Linked DNA regions of Homo sapiens: region 2 is linked to region 1. Evidence: chromatin contacts called from ENCODE Hi-C or POLR2A ChIA-PET data. All regions are on one chromosome and are shown on one strand. Each heading gives the region's core, a stretch centred on a gene start or an enhancer-like site at or near the end of the contact. The rest is flanking DNA. Distances are from core to core; before and after follow the strand shown. Region 1 has its middle 180 kb from the start of LINC01624. Region 2 has its middle 150 kb from the start of LINC01624.

The links. A loop is a pair of places that touch in the nucleus more often than their neighbours do. ChIA-PET counts read pairs that join two places held with the same protein, here RNA polymerase II (POLR2A). Pooled maps may share reads with other maps.
Region 2: a map with no recorded cell type shows a loop between it and region 1 (7-fold over the local background). The contact joins two enhancer-like sites. A Hi-C loop is called at or near these places in 3 of 37 single-sample maps with no recorded cell type and 3 of 50 pooled maps. POLR2A ChIA-PET finds 5 or more read pairs at or near these places in 3 of 52 experiments (A549, K562 and activated naive CD8-positive, alpha-beta T cell).

Annotation. Positions count from the first base shown.
Region 1 is chr6:170,087,350-170,090,225 of GRCh38, forward strand. No RefSeq gene overlaps it. Among named protein-coding and RNA genes, the nearest start is that of LINC01624, 180 kb to the right of the region's middle. RefSeq lists an enhancer at 1,284-1,383. Within about 2 kb of position 1,287, at least 11 of the 41 ENCODE cell types and tissues checked have a DNase peak (open chromatin) inside an H3K27ac peak, as active enhancers do.
Region 2 is chr6:170,123,412-170,126,455 of GRCh38, forward strand. No RefSeq gene overlaps it. Among named protein-coding and RNA genes, the nearest start is that of LINC01624, 150 kb to the right of the region's middle. RefSeq lists an enhancer at 1,992-3,044. Within about 2 kb of position 1,645, at least 5 of the 41 ENCODE cell types and tissues checked have a DNase peak (open chromatin) inside an H3K27ac peak, as active enhancers do.

The DNA of each region.
Region 1 (2,876 bases), core at 37-2,536:
ATGGTGTGGGGGGACCCGGAGGCCCCGCGGTGGGAGGAGCGTGGTGTGGGGGGGGACCGGGAGGCCGTGGGGTGGGAGGAGCGTGGTGTGGGGGGACCCGGAGGCCGTGGGGTGGGAGGAGCGTGGTGTGGGGGGACCCGGAGGCCGTGGGGTGGGAGGAGCGTGGTGTGGGGGTACCCGGAGGCCGTGGGGTGGGAGGAGCGTGGTGTGGGGGGACCCGGAGACCCTGCGGTGGGAGGAGCGTGGTGTGGGGGGACCCGGAGACCCTGCAGTGGGAGGAGCGTGGTGTGGGGGGGGACCGGGAGGCCGTGGGGTGGGAGGAGCGTGGTGTGGGGGGGACCCGGAGGCCCTGCGGTGGGAGGAGCGTGGTGTGGGGGGGACCCGGAGGCCGTGGGGTGGGAGGAGCGTGGTGTGGGGGGAGGAGCGTGGTGTGGGGGGACCCGGAGGCCCCGCGGTGGGAGGAGCATGGTGTGGGGGGGGACCGGGAGGCCGTGGGGTGGGAGGAGCGTGGTGTGGGGGGGACCCGGAGGCCGTGGGGTGGGAGGAGCGTGGTGTGGGGGGGACCCGGAGGCCGTGGGGTGGGAGGAGCGTGGTGTGGGTGGGGACCGGGAGACCCTGCGGTGGGAGGAGCGTGGTGTGGCGGGAACGGGAGGCCGTGGGGTGGGCGGCAGCACAGGTTGTGGCTGAGCTCGGGGCCGGGGCAGCGGCGCTTGCCCTTGGGAGGGAGAAAACAGGCAAAGGACAGGATGTGGTGAGCGTCGGCCCGCGAAACCCCGCGGCCACAGCCTGAGGAAGTCTGTAGACAACAGGCTCGGCACGAAGGAGAAAGAGCTGACGTGGCTGTGAGGTGCCGCTGGTGGGAGCAGAGCTGGGAAGGGAGCCTGGGTGTGACTGTGGGGCTGGGAGTGAGCGGGGAGAGGGACAGGAGACGGGAAGGGGCTGCTGGAGCGCAGGAGGACGGCCAGAGGTGCGCGGGCCCCCACCGCAGCCCCAGCTCCCAGATGGTGCACGGACCAACCACTCAACAATCAGCCTGTGAGTTTTCGGAAGAACAGAGTCTTGGGCCACGGAGCCAACAGGTTCCTCCTGCAGGTGGCCATTTACGCTACACTCACCCCAAGGCCCCAGCCAGGAGCGTGGCCTCAGTGCAAGAAGCCACGGGGCCTAACACGAGCCACACCGAGAGGTTTCTGGGCCTGCAGGTAACCCTGCTGTACCCCCCTAGCCTCTGGCATAAGTGTTTGTGAGGGGCCTTCGGGGGCTGGTCCCCGTGCAGGCTGACCGCGGTGGAGTTTGCTCAGTGTGTGATGAGGCACATGTGTGTACGTAACTGAGCCCACGTGTGAGGGCGAGGACCATCCGTGCCGGGGCCTCCTGTTGAGCAGCCACGAGACATCACCTCACCCGGCACATGGGCGGCCGCTTCCTCTTGGGCCTGGAATCCTGACAGCCAAGGCTTTGGGGCCGTGCCTCGCCCTCTTTCACAGGCATCTGGCCCTGGACTGTCCCCGCCGGGCGGCAGTGTAGGCTCCCCGGGGAGGGGCAAAGGTCCCACTTGGTGCAGGCAGCTCTGCACGTCTGATGAGACACCAGCTGGGCTGGGTGCGGTGGCTCACGCCTGTAATCCTAGCACTTTGGGAGGCCGAGGCGGGCGGATTGCTTGAGCTCAAAGTTAGAGACCAGCCTGGGCAACATGGTGAAACCCTGTCTCTAAAAAAAGTTAGCCAGGCGTGGTGGTTGGTGCTATAGTCCCAGCTACTCAGGAGGCTGAGGCAGGAGAATTGCTTGAACCTGGGAGTTGGAAGTTGCAATGAGCCGAGATGGAGCCACTGCACTCCAGCCTGGGGGGACAGAGCGAGACTCTATCACCAAAAAAAAAAAAAAAAAAAAAAAAAAAAAAAAAAAAAAACTGCGATCTGAGGCTTCCTCCTGCTGCTGGCTTCCCCTGGGGACTCACTGAGCCAGGGTCTCCATGCATCACGGCATCGGTGGCAAAATCTCACCAGCACTCAGGCAAAGCAAAGCTCACCTCCTCCCTCCTGAGCTGGCTGCACACGCCTCTGCTTCCATTTCCTGTAGGTTTTATTCAGCAGGAGTATTTCTAAACTGCAACATACAAAGTATCTAAAAACAGATTTTTATTCTTCTCCACCTTCTTTTTTTTTTAAACAAAGCTAACTTACATCTTCCCTTAATGATAATTGGTTTGAATGTCATTTTCAGAGAGTGACTTTTAAAAAGTACTTGTCATTTTAAATGAGTCTCTGCATAATTGCACTGGATTCTCTTGAGAACGTGGCTTTGACTCAGCCTTGGTTGCCCACGGCCAGGAGCCCATGGGCCTGGCTCTTTCCGAGACAGAGCTGATTTCCGGAACGCTCTTATCGGCCTTCTGCGGTCTGGGCCTGAGCTTTGTGGTCTGGCGGGGCCTTGGCCAGGCCGTCCCCACTTCCTACCACGCTCCCGCCTTCGCCCCTGGCTCTAGTCTTTCCTTTGACCTAATTTTAATGTCACTGCATGGCCACCTGTGCTCCAGATTCACACACAGCCACTCCCCTGCTTTTTATTCCCTTAGATTTTGCCCGAACCCAATCTTACTGTTAAAACACACATACAGACACACAACAGACAAAAGCTCACATCCCTTGTGACACCACCCAGTGCTCCCCTGACACTGTGACCGGTGCGTTTGTGCCTTCCTGCGTGTGGCCTGCATGTCTTCGTCTGCCATGCCCACGCTGTGATGTGCCCAAGTGCTCCCCACAGCTGCAGCCTTGCTCCCCCACGTCCTGCGGGTGGGCACTCCCTCTGCTCCCAGGGGATCTCTGGCATGACCTCTGTCATGACGTCTGCCATGGTCTCTGACATGGCCTCCA
Region 2 (3,044 bases), core at 395-2,894, 36 kb after region 1:
CCCCACTGCACTCCAGGCTGAGCAAGAGAGCAAGACTCCATCTCGGCCGGGCACGGTGGCTTTTGCCTGTAATCCCAGCACTTTGGGAGGCCGAGGCGGGCAAATCACGAGGTCAGAAGATCAAGACCATCCTAGACAACATGGTGAAACCCCGCCTCTACTAAAAATACACACACAAAAAAAAATTAGCCAGGCATGGTGGCACGCGCCTGTAGTCCCAGCTACTTGGGAGGCCAAGGCAGAAGAATTGCTTGAACCTGGGAGGTAGAGGCTGCAGTGAGCCGAGATCGCACCACGGCACTCCAGCCTGGGTGACAGAGCAAGACTCTGTCTCAAAAAAAAAGAAGACTCCATCTCAAGAAAAAAAGAAAATATATATACATATGTATGTATATATTTCTCCATTTGCCTCATTCACTCTTTCTTCTCTCCTATTTGATTTCCATGACACAAATATTAGCCCTTCCGTAATGCCCCATAGGTTTGCAAGCCCTCCTGGGATCTCATCTCTGAAGTCAGAGAGGAAGGTAAACTCTTCAGAGAGCCCTGTGGGTTACTCCTGCTGCTGGCACCACAGCAGCCTTCATGGACAGCTGGGGCTGCGGCACAGGGAACAGAAAAAGTGGAAACAATAAAAATGAGACCCCCGCTCTGTGTGAGTGTTAGGGGTCCCCTTTTCTGCTCTGTGAGCCAGGACTAGGGCTTCTCATGGGGTTCTCTCCATCTATCCTGTGTCCCTATTGAGTTTGAGGCTATGTCCAGTTAAAGCCAGGAGTACTGAAGGGGAAAAAGGTAAACTCACTACCTACTGGAGAGATTTGGGCTCTGGTCTCCTCCAATCTCCCTGCAATGACTTGCTTTTCAGAGCCCCTCAGCAGCTGCTCCGTGCCTCTGTACAGGTCAGTAGCCGCATCCCCTGTGAGGGTGGAATGGTGCAATGACTGCATCTCATCAGAGCCAAACCCAGATGCAGCTTTGAAAATTGAATTTTGGTGGTGGAATTAAATTATTTTCTCATTGACTTGCATTGAAACTGCCTTTATTTTAGTTCTGGTTGGCCAATAAATTGTAAGGGTCCAAAGCTTTTAGATTTGGTCTCCCTGCCTCTCAGGCTCCTGGTGAAGTGGTAAACAGGCATCTCATGTTGGGAGAACAAGTGCTAAATGATAACAAATGATGCATATTTTTGCAAAGCAAAACTCCTTTTACTGTGAATAATCATGATCAGGTCTGTTTTATACATTTAGATATTTAAATAGGTCTGAGATAAATAAACTTCCTTTAGAATATAAAATCTTTCTGTCTGAGATAAACTCAATTTCATATAAATTGTTTAGTTTGCTCATGAATATCCTATTGGATAAGGGATTATCCCAGTAGTCTATAACAAAGGTCAGCAAACTATACTGTGTGGGCCAAACGCAGCTGGCAGCTTGTTTTTATAAGTAAAACATTATTGGAACAAACATTCTTCTATTATCTGTTTCTGCTTTCAGCTACAACAGCAGTTGAAGAGTCACGGCAGAGCCTGGAATACTTCCTGTCTGGCCCTTCACAGGTAAAAATTTGCCAACTTCTGATCTATGGAATGTAAAAAAGGTAAACAAAATTCTCCTGCCCAGCAGGCATGTAACTACCTGACAGCCAGGCTCCACCTCCCCACCCACGCCCACGTCACCCATTCCCGGTCAACCTCGGCCTTCTTTCCTGCTGAGCACAGCCCCTCAGAACCCTTCTCAACACAGCACTGCAGGAAGCTCTGACCAAGTTATCTAAAATTAACATGATCAAAACTGTTTGTCCTGCCTACTCTAGGCTATGGTTGGAAGAAGAAATTTAAGTGACAAAAAGAAAAATCTAAAGTGATTTTGTTACCTAAAGGCAGCAGCAGATTGGTGTTTCAGAGGCCCTGAAACGTGTATAGCTCAGAAGTCTCTTCGTGAGAGAACAATTCCAAATTATGAATGTAAAATTACTACAGCCTGAGAAAAGACCTGTGCAAATAAGAAATGAGGAGGTTGAAACTGCCTTGGTTTCCTGGTAAATCTGCCTTGCAGAGGCTTTGAACTCTTCACAGGCCTGGCCCCACCCCAGAGCTGCTGAATGTGCCTCGGAGGTGGGGTATCCAGGCTTACGAGTTGCTGCAGGCATTTCTCAGTTGGTCCAAATGCACATCTGGGATCACAGCCTCTGATCTGAAGCAGAGGGGAGCAACGCGGCCTGGCTGGCTGTGGGACATGGCACCAGATGCCATTTCAATGAAAGCTTCACAATAACATGAGCAAGGGTCGGTGAGTGCTGGAATCAGCTTCTCCAGCTGCTGTGCTCCAACTGGCCAGGGACCTACAGAGAAGACGCTCAGGGCCAGCATCGTAGCCCTCGTGGAGGCACAGCTGAGGTTCTCCGCAGTCAAGGCTTCTTGGAGCCAGGAGTCTGTAGAGCCCTGGGGGCCTGGAAGCCCCTCCATCTGGGAAAGTGGAGGCAAAAGTACCTGGCCCTGCTCCTCCTCGTCCAGCTGGGAGAAGAGCGAGGACCCCACAGTCACCACAAGGAGAGCCCAGGGCTCAGGAGAGCATCTGAACACACGACAGGGCTCGAGGGAGCATCTGAATGCACGACAGGGCTCAGGAGAGCATCTGAACGCACGACAGGGCTCGGGAGAGCATCTGAACGCACGACAGGGCTCGGCGGAGCATCTGAACGCACGACAGGGCTCGGGGGAGCATCTGAACACACAAAGGCCTGCCTGCTGAGGGATCGGCAGTGGTCCCAGGTCTGCCTCCTGCCCACCTTCTGACCCCAAGTGAGTTCATTTACGGCCCTGAGCCTTAGTTTCCCCAGACTTAAATTGGGAATGGTGAAAATACTTACCTGCTAGGTTTGTTCCGAGGGTGAGGAGAAATCGTGCATGGGACACCCTCTGAGAGCCTGGCATCGCCACTCCAGTGCAAATGAAGAAAGATCAGAAAAATGACTCTCGGATGCTTGTTCTCAAAGATTCCCCAGAATTTTTACAATCTTGAGGTAAAGAAGGCCTTCCTTAG